Regions from separate parts of the Homo sapiens genome. Here region 1 is linked to region 2. The links are chromatin loops, found by intact Hi-C in ENCODE. Cell type or tissue: endothelial cell of umbilical vein. All regions are shown on one strand.

The links. Hi-C counts contacts between places; a loop is a spot of excess contacts. Peaks named below come from ENCODE experiments on the same cell type or tissue, not always from the same donor. Only the 100,000 strongest peaks of a DNase experiment are listed, where the experiment ranks them.
Region 1: a loop joins it to region 2, with 6 times the contacts of the local background. A loop is called at or near these places in 3 of 110 quality-filtered maps.

Annotation. Positions count from the first base shown.
Region 1 is chr7:123,364,688-123,372,687 of GRCh38, forward strand. No RefSeq gene overlaps it. Among named protein-coding and RNA genes, the nearest start is that of IQUB, 170 kb to the right of the region's middle. In endothelial cell of umbilical vein, a CTCF peak has its summit at 3,035; a DNase peak (open chromatin) is centred at 3,044.
Region 2 is chr7:122,546,507-122,554,506 of GRCh38, forward strand. The region is part of intron 8 of CADPS2 (calcium dependent secretion activator 2); the gene reads right to left. All of the region lies in intron 3 of LOC105375481 (a long non-coding RNA gene), which reads left to right. Among named protein-coding and RNA genes, the nearest start is that of RNF133, 150 kb to the right of the region's middle. In endothelial cell of umbilical vein, no CTCF peak of the experiment used is centred here; a DNase peak (open chromatin) is centred at 4,295.

The sequences.
Region 1 (8,000 bases), 820 kb after region 2:
TCTGTATCTGCAAATTGGAGGATATATGTTGACCCCATCCAGAAGCAGACACTCTTGAAACCCAGGTCAAAAGCAGCTTTCCCTTTTAATTCACACTTTCCTCATTACTTCCACAAATGTTAATTTTTAAGATTAAACACCATTACTCTCATCTTTTTTGCGTGCATATTTAGGATGAATTTCTATTATATTGGTCTCACTTTACAAAGGATAAATTACCCATATATTCATATTGATGTTTTAAGAAAGACAAATTTGTAGTCCACTTAATTTGACTAATATGCACCAGGCATCATTTTAGAAGAGAAAGTGGATTGAAATCAATCAGTAAGTGAAAGAGAGTTACTCCAAAAATGTTACAGGGCTCCCATGTCTGGAAACACAAGGACTCTCTATGGGACAAAGTGATACCAGCTGTCACAACACCAACATTTGAGACATTTGGGGCAGCGAACCCCAGGCCGTGCCTCCTGGGCAGGCAGAAATGCTCAATTTGTAATCTACTTAGACACAACTACCAAAATCTATGGCTAGTTGCCTTTTCAAAAATTGCAGAAGTTTGGAGCCACATGATATTTTACTAATTAGCAAACCCAAATGCTTAATATTTCCAATGAATGGAAGATTTGCCAGAGGTTTCAGAATTTGCCTTTTATCACGTCTCCTAGAAATAAGGTGGGACTTCCCAACTGTCTATCTAGAGCTTACTATAGCCCCACCCTCATTCCCATTTTAATTGCACTGAGGGAAGAAACTCATGCCTTTCTTTTTTTTGAGACGGAGTCTCACTCTGTCACCCAGGCTGGAGTGTAGTGGCGTGATCTCGGCTCAATGCAAGCTCCGCCTCCCGGGTTCACGCCATTCTCCTGCCTCAGCCTCCTGAGTAGCTGGGACTACAGGTGCCCGCCACCATGCCAGGCTAATTTTTTTGTATTTTTAGTAGAGACGGGGTTTCACCATGTTGGCCAGGATGGTCTCGAACTCCTGACCTCGTGATCCGCCCACCTCGGCCTCCCAAAGTGCTGGGATTACAGGCTTGAGCCACCGCGCCCGGCCGAAACTCATGCCTTTCAATCCTCACTGCAGCTACATCCCTTAGAAGCACTATATTCACCAGAGGTAAATAATTACTTTATGTAGATTTAATTAACCTCAAATCGGCTAGTCTTGGCCCCAAACCTTCTTTAGTCTCCCAAATCAGTCTAATATGAGAAATTGAATATGTTCAGCTTGATATGCTTTTGGGGTGTACATGCATCTATCTGCTTGGGGTAGTAGATAAGCAACCACTACTTTGATGAGTGGAAGTTTCAACTGCTAGGAAAAAGTAGAAATAAACGAAGCCATCCCATCTAACAAGACAAAAAAAAAAAAGAAAAAACACCCACAGGAAAGATAGTTGGATATCAGGTTGACATGCACTGTCTTTACTTTTAGGTTAAAAAATAAGATTAGAAAGAGTTGCTATCCTGAGGCAAAGTGAACATTGTTTTTTTCATTTTGAATAAACCCAAGTTGTATTCAAATAATTTTTGCCACGACAGATAAACATTGAATAAAGAATGACTCATCTAATATGTGTTCCACTATATGTGAAAATAACAGGAAGAATAACAGTCTTCAAAATTTTTCTTTTAATATCTCCGAACAATTTTTTTTTTTACACAGGGTCTTGCTCTGTCACCTAGGCTGTAGTAGAATGGGGTGGTCTTGGCTCATTGCAGCCTCAACCTCCTGTGCTCAAGCAATCCTCCCACCTCAGTCTCCCGAGTAGCTGGGACCACAGGTGCACGCCAGCATGCCCAGCTAATTTTTGTATTTTTTCTAGAGATTGGAGCTTTGTCATGTTGCCCAGCCTGGTCTCAAACTCCTGGACTGAAAAAATCTGCCCACCCAGGCCTCCCAAAGTGCCAGAATTACAGGTGTGAGCCACCGCTCCAGGTTTTAAACAAATTAAGTACAGGTTATTTTTAAATGGCATCATAGATTTTTAGTTTTATTTGGAAATTTAATTTGTTTACTATTTCAGCTTCCACAAACCCAATTTAATTAACCCATTCTATTCATGAAAAATGTAGCATGAAAGTGTGAGAACAAGCAGATGGCTCACAGCAAGTTGCCAGGGACAATTCAGTCCCAGAAGGGTTCAGCAAGATCATCTAATGTAAAGAACAACACACTTGTCTCAGGGTAAACTAATGTTTATTACCAGAGCATATTCTTTCTCAATAATATTTGGAAGCAGCTTGAAATATACAACCAAATATAGCAATTTCACACTTAGATGTTTAAAAAGGTAATATTACCTTTCATATTTTCCCCAAATATTCAAGGATATCTGGGAGCACTGTTTAAAAAATCAAAAATGGAAGAAATCAGAAAATAACCAGAGAACAGGAAAGATGGTAGCTCCAAAACATTGCAAAGCACTTTAGACGAACCCTCCTCTAACTTGCCTGAATTTTGGATTGCTGATGCTCAGGAGAAACGGTGTAGAGGATGTCTTTTGGCTGCCTGCCATCCTCTGAACTGGGGCTGAAAAACCACTGAAGTACAATAATAATGGTAAATTATTCTGTCTTGTTCCAAATGATTTTAATATTATTTGGAGAGCTTTCAAATGCTTTTGAATTAAGAGAATGATTGCAACCCTAAATTTTAGGAACGTGAGAAAACTTCAAATGATCCTATTAAAGTTGAAGTACTTTAACTTTTAAGATACGTGATTTTACAAATCTTTACACATTTCAAGGTCTACATAGATTTTTTAAAAATGTTCTTAAAGCTCTACCTTATTTGTTTTAAAGAAATTAATATGGACTCTTACTTAAATGTATAAGCTAAATGTATTTTCAAATCTTCAATAGCAGCACATTAATTTATTAGTTTAAATACAGTTTTTGAGTAAACAAACTTAGAGCTCATGAATGGTACCAGATGGAGAACCAAAGTATTAGTGTCTGCCTTATTTTGACTGGCTAGGCAGCGAGTTGGGGAGCTTAGCTGTGCGCCATGCCTCAACCCTGACCTCCAGAGGCTGTTCTAAGAATTACAGAAGTTTTCTTTTTTAATGCATTTACGTAATTTCAACTTTTATTTTAGGTTCAGGGACTAACATGTACAGGTTTGTTGCATGGGCATATTGCATGACACTGAGATTTGGTGTACAAATGATTCTTTAATCCAGGTAGTGAACATATTATCCAATAGGTAGTTTTTCAGCCCTTGTCCCCCACTCTAGTAGACCCCGTGTCTATTGTTCCCATCTTTATGTCCATATGTACCCAATGTTTAGCTTCCACTTGTAAGTGAGAACATGCAGTATTTGGTTTTCTGTTCCTGCATTAATTCGCTTAGGATGATGGCCCTCAGCTGCCTCCATGTTGCTGCAAAGGACATGATTTCATTCTTTTTATGGCCATGTAGTATTCCATGGTGTATATGTACCATATTTTCTTTATCCAATCCACTATTGATAGGCACTAGGTTGATTCCATGTTTTTGCTATTGCGAATAGTATTGCGATAAACATAAGAGTGCATGTGTCTCTTTGGTATAATGATTTATGTTCCTTTGTGTATATACCTAGTAATGGGATTGCTGGGTTGAATCACAGTTTTAAGTTCTTTAAGAAATCTCCAAACTGCTTTCCACAGTGGCTGAACTAATTTACATTAGCACGAACAGTGTGTAAGCATTCCCTTCTCTCTGAAGCTTCACCAACATCTGTTATTTTGAAGAACAGAGGGTTTTCTAACAACAGTTGACTGAACTTTAGTAAAGCTATCAAATTTGTCTACCTGCTTTAGTTAACATGTCCCAGATCACAGCAAACAGATGAGGGAATTATCCTGTTTTAATCTAGAGAGAACAATACCAAACATCTGTCATTGCCAATGCAATCCTTGACAGTTTCCAAGGGGCTGGAATTTCTGACCTATTCAAGTACTGCCGTTAACACTTTATTCACTCTTCTTTCTATTCCTTATGAAGAATAATTCACCAATATTCTCTTTATTCTTGAGGATGATCACCAAGATGGTTCTCAGTTTTTCTGAATAACCCTTTAATCTTTTTCTATGGGTCTTATTTTCTAAACTTTATTTTTGTGTGTCTACTACAAGAAGACCTTTGTTAGATAACCAGTTGACATTAAAGATCATGTAGTAACAATGAAGGAAATAAATTTATTTATGGTCCTTTAGGGAATTTTTATACATTTATACCTACATGCTATCAAAAAGCCCATCCTGGAAAGTCAGTTAATTAGTTCACAAACATGCTACTAATGAGATTTAAATCACATGAAGACATGTTTCTTAAAACTTACTGAAATACCCCAAAATGTTACCTTGACATATACGTATAAATAGGATGGTGTCGGATAACACATGGGATTTTGTTTGCCAGAAATTGACCACTAAGATTCATGCTGGGCACACACTACTCATATTTAAGATCAGACGACTTACAACTACCAGGACCAACTCTTCTTTGAAGGGCTTATTGAGATGTACAGTTTTGGCAGAACTCCATATAAGTACCACCACACCTCCACCACTACCCCATTACCCCCTAAAGTTCCACTTTCCCATTCCCAAGGTATGTAGAATAGGAATCCCATAAATGAACCGATTTGGGCCTGTGGAAGTTGGTGGTATTGAGAACTACAGCCTTGCTGAGGTTCACAACCACAACCTGAGGGAAAGAGGTAGATACCTTAGAAGAATGTGGTAAGAGCCTTCAAAGAGTCTTGGTATTTAAAAGAGCTGAACTGATTGAGTGTAAGCACCCTGATATAGTTTGAATATTTGACCCCTACAAATCTCACGTTAAAATGCAATCCCCAATGTTGGAGTTGGGGCCTAGTGGGAGGTGTTTGGGTCACGGGGGCAGATCCCTCATGAATAGCTTTGTACTGTCCTGAGGTAATGAGTGAGTTCTCACTCTATTTGGTCACGCAAGAGCTGTTTGTTCAAAAGAACACTGTATCCCTTCCCTCTCTCTATCTCACATTCTCCTCTCTCCCCATGACACACCAGCTCCCCATCCGCTTCTACCATGACAGAAGCTTCCTAAAGCCCTCAAGAGGAGCGAATGCTGGCACAATGTTTTTTGCATAGTCTGCGGAACCATGAGCCAAACAAACTTCCATTTAGCAATTTGTTAAAATATATGGTCAACAGACCTGCCTTCTATGTCACATCTGTATAAAACCGCCTATATGCTAGTGATTGAAAGGTGTCTGTTCCAACTCTACTTTAATATGGTTTCGTCCAAGGGTGAGCTACATACCTACTGTCCCATAAACACAAACTACAAACACCAAAATCTCTTTGGGCCCCTCTTCTTTTGTTCCTCATCTCCTGCTTCAGTACAGTTCATCTTTTTATCCTGATTCTTGGCCTCAGACTCATTTTTTTAAGCTTACTTTTCCCACTTTGGATCTGGCATTTGTATCTGATCTCTTTGGCTCCTGGCTTATGGCTCTGACATGGATTCCTCAACCAATTATCCCTGTTTATTTCCCTTGGTGGACATAAATAAGACCCTCTAAGTGTAACCCCCAACTCCAACCATTCATCTAGATTTAACCTTCTCATGGAGGTTTAAGAACCCACAGAAAAATGTGTAAGCTCCACAAATAGGCCCATTTCAAAAAGTTTTCTCATCGTTAGCGATCTTAATCCAGTGAAAATGGCAGATGCCAAAGATTCTTTCCGGTCTTCCAATTACTATTCTTAATCTTAAAAAGCACATAGGATACAGATAATGTAAGAATTAAAGTGAGTAATGACAGAGTCATGATGGCACAAAGAGTATGTGATGACACAGGTAGGCTGGAGGCCCATCACAGCTGCTGAGCCCACTGCTGTTTATTGGGACCAGTGACTCTCAACAGGCAGGTACTGTCCCATAGCCATAAAGGAGTTCTAAAATGCTGTGTGGTTGGAAGCAGTATTTTTGGCTGTCAGTGATTGAAAGGTGCTATTGAATTTGGTGGGTACAAGCCAGAGTGCAATGCACTGGGCAGTCCAGATAAATGAAGAATTGTGCCACATTCGACAGAATCTGTGAATAATGTGCCTGACATTAAATAGGTGAAAAACTTCACTTATCATTATCTAAGCCTAGAATCAACCTCCTCATGACAAAAATACATGAAGTACTTTTTACACAATTTTAATCATGCCAAATTTTCCCAAGAATGCTACTACCATGCAAATTAGGGGAATTATTTTACTTTGCGTTCTTCAGAATTTTACAAAGAAAATATCACCATTTCACGTAAATATATCATAGACAGCAATGTTGTTTGTGGAAGTTGAATCACTAATACAGCGTGTGTGCCGATCTATATCTGTGGTCATTTTGTTTGTAGTGATTCTTCGTAAATGCAATCATACTTCTCTGTTATATCTTTTAATACAGTCATCCCTAATTGTTTACATATTGCAGTGGCATTATTTATTATAAATCACTTTCCTTGTATTTATCGTTTATATTTTAGTTTAAGATATTTTATTGATTGGTTTGCAAAATTATGTATTATCATTTAAGGGTAGCAAAAGGGATATTGCAAATTATTTTTTATAAAAGGGGCGTTGGGGATGGTATGGTTGGCAACCACTGATTTTGTCTGTCTCACAGTTCCAAAATCAGTCCTACTTTCTCACATCTCAATTGCCATTTCTCTACCAACAAATAAAACCAAATAAAGTCAAGCTAAAGATGGCAAATAATATTTTCTAAATAGGAAAAGAGACTTTAAGAAATTATTGGTTAAATCATCAAAGATTTACTTTTTTTTCTAAAAGTGTTGCTAAACTCAAGCAGTCTCTCTGCGGTGTGGAGTTGGGGACAGATACCAAAGGGGGTGGACAAGCTCAGAATTCATCAGGAAGTCAGTCCTGAAGGTGATGTACTGGTGAAAAAATTTGTTTTTAAGAGCTTTTAAGAAGTCAGAATCTGCACTCAAATTGTTTCATGGGTCCTTGGAAGTTTGTTTTCTTCATATCTGTTATGTTCATGACAGAATCAAGGATGGCAGCAAGGACCCACAGAAATCAGCCTCCCAATCCAAACTGAGCTCATGTCACAGACCCCAGCTCTGGGGTTTGGGTTGAGAAAGTAAACTGGAGAAGAGTTCTATTCAGCATAATCACCTAACTCCATTTCTTTGGGAGAAAATACCATACCGTGGACAAAATAACAAACCTATTTTAAAGCATATTTATTAAAACGTTTCTATATTAGGAAAGATATGCCTTTTAGTATAACTACAGAACTAAAAATTTTAATCTCCTATAAATGCTTTCTCACCAATAAGAACTAGGGAGACAAGAAAAGTTTGTTAACTGTTTTCCTCCAAAAGAAAGCAGCATAGTGAGGATGAGATTTACATTACCAAGCCATTGGCTCAATCTCCCATCTCTTCTACTTGTTACTATTGTTCTCTGAACAGAGATGAATGTTTCAATTTTTGATGAACATTTAAAAATATCAGTTTTATATTAATGCTTTGCCAAGTTTGTATAGATCAGCCAATTAAAACTCAATATAATCATTATCTGGAAGTAGCTTTGGGAATAATCATTAATTAAGTAAATTAGTTATTTCATTTTAATGAAGAGAAGAAAAATATTTTCCAAGGGAATACTCCTTTAATTAATAGATTTGTTCTCCCAGTTGTAAGACATTAGCATTCACATTTTGCCTCTGCTCAATAGCGAGACATCACTTTTATCATTAAGAGAAGAAAATTATGACTAACCCTCAACAACAGAAATACTGCCTGGAAAAATGAGGATTTATCTGATTAAGGCTTTCAAAATGACTTCTGAGATGGTGATTTATTATTTCACATTCCAGGAAAAGAAGAGACAACTGCAGCTATAGTTAGCAAGTATATTAGCACAACTACATTCCAGAATGTCTTTCAGACTAAGTATTTATTGAAACATTTGTCATGTGAACACACTTAAGGGTAGGAGGTTAGA
Region 2 (8,000 bases):
TGTTCCATAAACACTCATTTTCTCCTCTTTAGACCTCTGCTGATCTTAAGCTTTTTCCTTCCTTTTTTCAGGGACTTTCAAGTAAGGCCAGCTTTGCTGCCATATGCTGTACTTTTGCTGCTATTGCCCTTCACTACTGCCATGTATGATGCTTTCTGGTTTATGTAACCTTCTGCTCCTAAGTTTCATCCCGACTTTGGCCCACTGCCATGCTCTGACTCTGAAATCTTTGCAAGTCTTGGTACTGTCAGCCCATGCTTTTGCTTGCTTAGTCCATTCCTCTCCGTATACAGTCTAGGACTCTTCCTGCCTGTCTCATCATTAAAACACTGGTTCCTTGTATATTTCTCCTCATTCTTGTCAGCTGTTGGGGAAAATATTTTCATGAATTATTTTTGAGCCTATCTAAATGTGAAAAAAAAGTGTACACCAAATAGAATTGACAGAATAAATACTGAAATAAATATAGCATGACTATTCAAATTCAGGGGTCACTGTAGCAGAAAGAAAGCAAATTACTTTTATTTAGTCCATAAAGATAATATGAACGAAGCTCAAATCTAGGGTGTTTTTTTTTTGCCTTTAATTTTTATAAGTATTGGTTACATAATACATCATTCTTACAAATTAAAACATATTAACCCTGGGGTATACTCTACCCACAAGAAATGTTGCTAAAACTTCTTCCTACAGTTCAACCACAGGGATGGTCTAAGAATAAATGTTGACAGGCAACAAGCCTCCCTGCAGACAGTAATTAATTTCAATTTAAAGTTTTGGGGAAATAATATATTTCTTTTTAATACAGTCTTTAGATTTATAGTCAAATTTAAATTTGTGAAAAAAGGAGACTTCCTGTAATTCTTCTGGGGCAATAATGTTTTGAAACACACTCCAACAAATCCACCTTACAGTGGTACCAATTAGATAATTTGAAGTTAATATCCAAACAATCAGTCCACTTACAACTGTGAGCATAATTTCTGCATTCTATTCTTTTCTAAAAAAAATTCATCAATTCAACAAATATTTGTTTAGCTTCTACTAAATACTAGGCAATGTTCTAAAAATTGGGTTTAAAAATAGCAAGTGAGACAAGGTTCCTATTCTATGGCAATCAAATTTAGTTGGGAAGCTAATCAATAGCAAATTACACCATGGCAATAGCATTCTAGTTGAGGATACAGTTAATAAACAATAAATATCACACAGATAATAAGAGCTTAAAAAAAAGAATGAAGCCAGTTAAAAGTAGAATTGGAAGCAGAGAGAGAAGGGTTCTTTGTAGGGTGAACAGGATGGGCTGCTGTAGAGACAGCACCTGATAAGAGACAGAAGAAACAGAGGAAGTGAGTACTATGAGCATTCTAGAGTAGAGCTGGCAAAGGTCTTTAGAATGCTAATTTCAATGACACTAGTCTCTCTCACTGATTCTTTCCACAAAACATTTAATTAGGCTAATTATACAATCACATGAATGTCTTGAGTGTGATGGTAACTACAAAATAAAAGTCATGTAGACAGTAAGTATTGAGTCAGCTGTTTAGGTTTATCAATCCCTCTTCAAATAAAGCAATTTAGCTGGGTGTGGTGGCTCACACTTGTAATCTCAGCACTTTGGGAGGCTGAGGAAGGAGGATCACCTGAGTCCAGGAGTTCAAGAACAGCCTGGGCAATATAGGGAGACCCCATCTCTATAAAAATTTTTTTAAAAAAACTAGTCAGGTATGGTGGCACACACCTGTGGTCCCAGCTACTCACGAGGCTGAGATGGGAGGGTCACTTGAGCCCAGGAGGTGGAGGCTGCAGTGAGCTCTGTTCACACCACTGCACTACAGCCTGGGAGACAGGATAAGACCCTGTCTAAAAAATTTTTTTAAATTAAAATAAAAATGAATCACACATAAAACTATAACTAAAAATAAACAAAAACAACCTGAGATGAAATTAAAACTAACTCACCTGGTATGTAAATCTAATGAGATCAACAATGTATCATAAAACTTGACAAATTTTAATATCACAACTAGCAAGATTTGATAGACTGGTAGAGCTATATGGATCAAATCATACTTATTTAATGATTTAAGCAAGAAAATTACAAGTTAAACTAGCAAATTGTAGTAAAACATACAATGAGCACCACCAGTTATTTAAAAAGTGTTAGACAGCATTAGACTGAAATAAAGTGAAAGTGCTTTCTTATTCCTCTCACTTGCCATGAAATAATCTCCAGATGCTCTTTATTTTTAGAACCTGAGCTTATTTCTTAGATAAATCACTCAAGTCAGTTGCTCAGACATGGTTCAAAGCCCTTATGTAATATTTTCATTTTTCTCCCTTGGACATAGAGAGAAGACAAAATAAAGTTAGCAGAAAAATAAACACACAAAGAGCAACGAACTACCATATCTACATCCATAATAGCTGTCAAATAAAAATGTAAATTAAAGTCTAACAATTAAGCAAAGGACCTAATAGGGATATAACTGTTATACTCTCAATGAATTAATGATGATTTGTACATTTCTATTTTTCTCATTTGTCTTCAAGCATTTTCTTTTGAATAAAGTCAAATGATGTGGTTAAAACTTGAAGAATATCATAAGGCCGAGCACAGTGGCTCACGTCTGTATTTCCAGCACTGTGGGAGGCTGAGGCAGGAGGATCGCTTGAGTGCAGTAGTTTGAGTCCAGCCTGGGCAACATAGCGAAACCCTGTCTCTACCCTGTCTCTAATACAAAAAAATTGGGGATTGATAAACCTAAACAGCTAACTCAATACTTACTGTCTACATGACATTTATTTTGTAGTTACCACTGCACTAATTAATACAAAAAAATCAAGGATTGATAAACCTAAACAGCTGACTCAATACTTACCGTCTACATGACTTTTATTTTGTAGTTACCATCGCACTCAAGACATTCGTGTGATTGTATAATTAGCCTAATTAATACAAAATTTAGCCAGGTGTGGTGGTGCATGCCTGTAGTCTCAGCTACTTGGGAGACTGAAGTGGGAGGACTGCTTAAGCCTAGGAGGTGGAGGTTGCAGTGAGCGGAGATGGTGCCACTGCAATTCAGCCTGGGCGACAGAGTGAGACTCTGTCTTAAAAAAAAAAGATTAGTATTAATTAATATTATTATTATTATTATAGTTCAAGGGACTCAAGTAGGATTTCGGTGAAATCAGGATAAGCCAGGCTGGGCCAAGTTCAACCTGGGAATGCAAGTAGACCTACACATACATACATACATAGGTTCAAGTCAAGGTCAGATGTCGAAACATAGTTATTTTAGACAAGGACACAGGGGAAAGTCATTCTAAAAGGTACATTTAAAAATGAAATATCAATTTGCTTTGTGAAAGAACAGACTTGGCTTTGTTTAAAGCCTGGACTCTTTGAGCAAATACTACCTCGACGCAGCTAAGATTTTCCTCCCCTAAATTAGTTGGAGATCATAAACCCTGAATAATAATCTAAACAATGAAACTTTACTAGAGTGCAGTCATTTCACTTTATGAGGAAATACAATGTCTGAATATTTAGTGTGTGAATGCAGTTTATGTAGGCATGCTGTCCCAACCTCTGGATGCCCAGCTGGCCCTCTCTCTGGGAAATGGTGGGGCCACAAAGCAGCCGGTGTGGGGCTTGTCTCGTTTTTCTGCTGGAAGTTTAACTATTGTCTCTCCTTGCAACAAGAGATGAGCCCAATGCCTTTTCTATCTTTATGATGGAAATTAAACTACAGAGTTTTATCTGTGACAATGTCAAAATATTTTAATCCATCCGTTCATTCAACAAAATGTGTAAATAGCCAAGCATGACTCTACACAAAGAGAAATATGAGATTCATCTCAGAGTAGTTTTGCTAAAATTTTATCTTACCAATTAGAAACTATGATAAAAGTCTTCTATTATAGTTATATAGTTACGAAACTCTATTTTTACTATAAAAGTAATCAGTTGCATGCAGACTTCTCATAGATCATGGTCATAATGCTTCCACATATTTGTGAAAGCCAATTTTCTCTTTTTCAGTTATAGATTTAATTGTCATAACAGTCATTTATTAGTTCCATTTTATTTTACTTTTTTTGGTTGAGAAAGTAACCTTTGAATTAGGAAAATAATTTTATTTAATAAAAACAGGAATAGTTATTTGAGTTTTAAGTTAATACTGTTACTTAGCCACTAGGCTATGCTAAGGTATAGCCCATTTGTTCAAGAACACTTCTATCTTCATGCTACAGACACACACACACACACAAACCAGGAAAATAAATTCAAAAGCTGGATGTGAATCATTTAACCATTCAAAACATAGCTGGTAATTTGTTCAATAGATTTATCTAAGGGTTAGTTTCTATAATTAGTTTAGATGACATATTCCAAAAGAATAAATAAACTCAAGTTTTTGCTAAATATACGTCTTGTGGTAATGCCCAGTTTGGTTTTAAAAGGATGGAATCATAGTTATGCTTATTTGATCCAAATTAAATATCTATTTTCATTTACATGTAGTTAGTCCTACTTAAATAAACTATAATATATAGTCGTGGACTGATTAGTTATCAGAAACATGAGCTTTAGATTGGATGCATTTTACCTTCTGGTTTAAAAAAATAGTCATATTAAAATGCAACATTGAGAACTAAACACCATTTATTTCATTTATTTTAGGCATTTTTTTACATTAAAATTATGTTCTATTCTCAATAAACTGTGTTTAGAATCTTTTAAGGTTCCATTTGTGAATAAAGCTTACTCTCATTTGTATTACTTTTCCCTTAATACTCTAGGGAGCACAATATTACATTTTCACCATCATTATTCACATTAATATCTATCTCTGATTATACACTGTGGGAGGCATTGAGAATTCAAATAGGTCTAAGAAACTTAGAGTACAGTTGAGAACACACAGAAAAATATAAATAACATTGATAAAAATATTTTTTAGGGGCCATAGATAAGTGATAAATGAATAAAACAGAGAATACATGTTACAATAGTTCACGCAAGAAAGATCTATTTGACGTCCACATTATTAAAACAGAGAATAGGTTTTTACTACTGAAGTCCTAAAGATTTCAAAGTCTAAAGTGCTCTGAAGATAAAAATCCATTATCCTCCAATTTATTTTTAATCCACCTAACAACTCTATCTGTAACAGGAGTTTGCTATATTTTAAAGATAAATTAATATTTTTAAAACTTGACTTGTCTCTCAAAATTATTATCCATCTGTTAATTATTGATTATAGGAGAAATGATTGACAAAACACGATCCAGGCCCAAAGCGAAATGCTATTAATCTACTATTCCTGTTATGTTATTGCTTTGGTGTATGATGGAATACTTGGAAGAAAAAGATTAACTTACTTTCTCTTCTTAAATGTAATTAAGTGCAGTAAAATCCATTGATGAAGTACCTCAGAAAAAGACGAATATAGCTATGCTGTAGGTGAAATGTTTGCCAATACATGTTTACACACAGGTGTATTATTCAAAATGTTTAAAACTGTTACCACATGGGTACTGAGAAAACAGAACAGATGCTTAGGTTAAAGCACCTCTAACTGTCCCTGTCCATAGGGAGCAATTACTATTATAGCATTGCTGAAAATGTTTAATTCTTCTAATATTAGTATTAAAATATTTTAATTGAACCACTATTTTGGAATATGATATTCTTAATTCTGCTACATAACACACTATCTTAGCATAACATCATCACAGATAATTTTCAGTTCTAACATTGCTTCAATGTATACATCAGAAACTGAAGAGATATTTAAATATCTGGAAATGCCTGTATCTCTTAGCAATGTTAGATAATTGGGCTATGAGGCATTTCTGGTCCGTGTCCTTCAGTGAGTTCCTGAGCTTTATGGATTAAATTAAGAGACGATGATATATCCTCTTTAGTCTTTTCCTTCACCTTTAGTCTTGGGCAGAAGGCAATTGCAGGCCTTTCTAGGGGTACTGATTTAGTCAAAGAGATGTGATAAAAACATACCCTACCCCCAAATCAAGCCTTGTAAGGGGTCTGGATTGTCTCACCTATCCTGGAGTATGCTAAACCAAGGAACTGCCAGGTAAGAGCAAGGGTTTCTTCCCACTGGAGCTAAAGGTTACAGGACCTGCCCTATGCATGTTCAGTCTTTGTTCTTGAGACAAGCTGAAGGTCCAGGAGTATTCACCATGGCATAGTACTGGCCATGGGTAAATTAGGGTCATCTCGGCACTATGATAGGTTCCTGTTTTTTTTTTTTTTTTTTATTATTGTGCCATTCATCAAAAGAAAAAGGGACTGAGTGAAAAAGGGTAGAGAAACAACTGCAGTTCCTGGAACATACTGTGTTCTTTTATGTGTAACTCTACTAGTCTCTAAGCACTTTAGAGCACTAGCACTCTCTCTAGTCTCAAAGCACTCTATGACAGTTTCACTGAACTTGTCATCATCAGCTAAAACTCCTTCCAGGACTCCCTGCCTTTGTACATGCTGTCATGTAGCTGGAATGCCAGTTCTCCCACTGTCTACCTGATAAATTTATCCTTCAAGTTTTATCTCAAAAGTCAGGTGTCCTGTGAGACTTTCATTCACTATACCTGGCAAAAATCAGGTATTATTTCTCCCAGGTTCCCATTTCTGTCTTACAGCACTTATCACTATCATAATTATTTGCATACAAGTCTGAATTCCTGACTAGCCAGTTCCTATAGGCCTGCAATAATATCACATTAAAGTTTGTCCTAGTTGGAAGACAGTAGTGCTCAATACATGCCTGCTGCATAAATTACTGGTGAGCAGGTAGATGGATGCATGAATTAAATATTAAATCCCAGATACTCCATGTGCATTATAATCTGAGTCATAGTTAGACTTGACTTTACATTACTACATTAAAGATGCATAATGTTGTTTATCCAAATCATGGTTCCATTTCTAAGAGCCCACCCTCTCATGTACTTTTTCCCTTTGGTGAGGTCTGTTCTGACACTGCACATGCTGCCTACTAAACCAAAAAGCAATACAGTCCTTAGCACCATCCCAACTGTAATGTATACCTTGGGTTTCCCCCTGCCCAGAGCCTAACTTTGTTTCCCCTAATGGTCATCTAAAGAATCCTCCTCATTTTTTGAATCATCAGTTCGCTCCACCCTGATGTTAGTGATTGGGCCCTAATGCCAGCAGACTCTGCTTGTTACAAGGATGCACTTTCTTAGACCTCTATGTCTGTTGCTACTAACTCAGGGTAAGCCACTTCAACAACTGCTTTTCTCCATAGTAAGAAAAATGGCCCCTTTTCTTTCCTAATGGCTAATACCCCTATGCTGGGATTTGGCCATAGTAAGTCCAAAGTGTTATTCTGAGGAAGTCCTGGATTTTTGGCAATTCATTTTATTCAAGAGTTCAGACCTGTTTCATCACCAGCTGCAACAGACAAAGAACCTTGGCAGAGATGAAGGCTGACTCTGACCCCTGGTGATCCCCAGGAGACAGTCCCTGCATTTCTTCCCCAGGCAACAGTAGCAGTTTTCTCCAATATTGATTCAATTCTCACTCACATGTTTGGATCAACACTCATATCCCTCTTGTTAAAATGTATATAGCCTCGTTGGGTTACATCTACACTATGTTTTAGTTTTTATACAGTCTATGGAAGTTTAACTATTTCTAGGAACCTCAATGCTAAGCTTGTTTCAACTATTATTGTAATTTGAAGAATGTTTCTTAGAAGGTATCAGTGCCCTGGTGCCCTGTATCAATATGACTGATGAGTAATACTAACACAATCAAGTTCCAATATCGTGGTAGCTCGCATACAGTTATCTTAACTAAGGACTCATGTATTGAGCTATAAAGCCGTCTATGGGTATAAAAACATTGAGTAAGATAACTTACGTATGTCACTTTTTGAGAAAACTCCATGTGAAAGCCTGCTATACTGGTTCTCTCACTAAACTGACAAAAATAATACACTGAAATG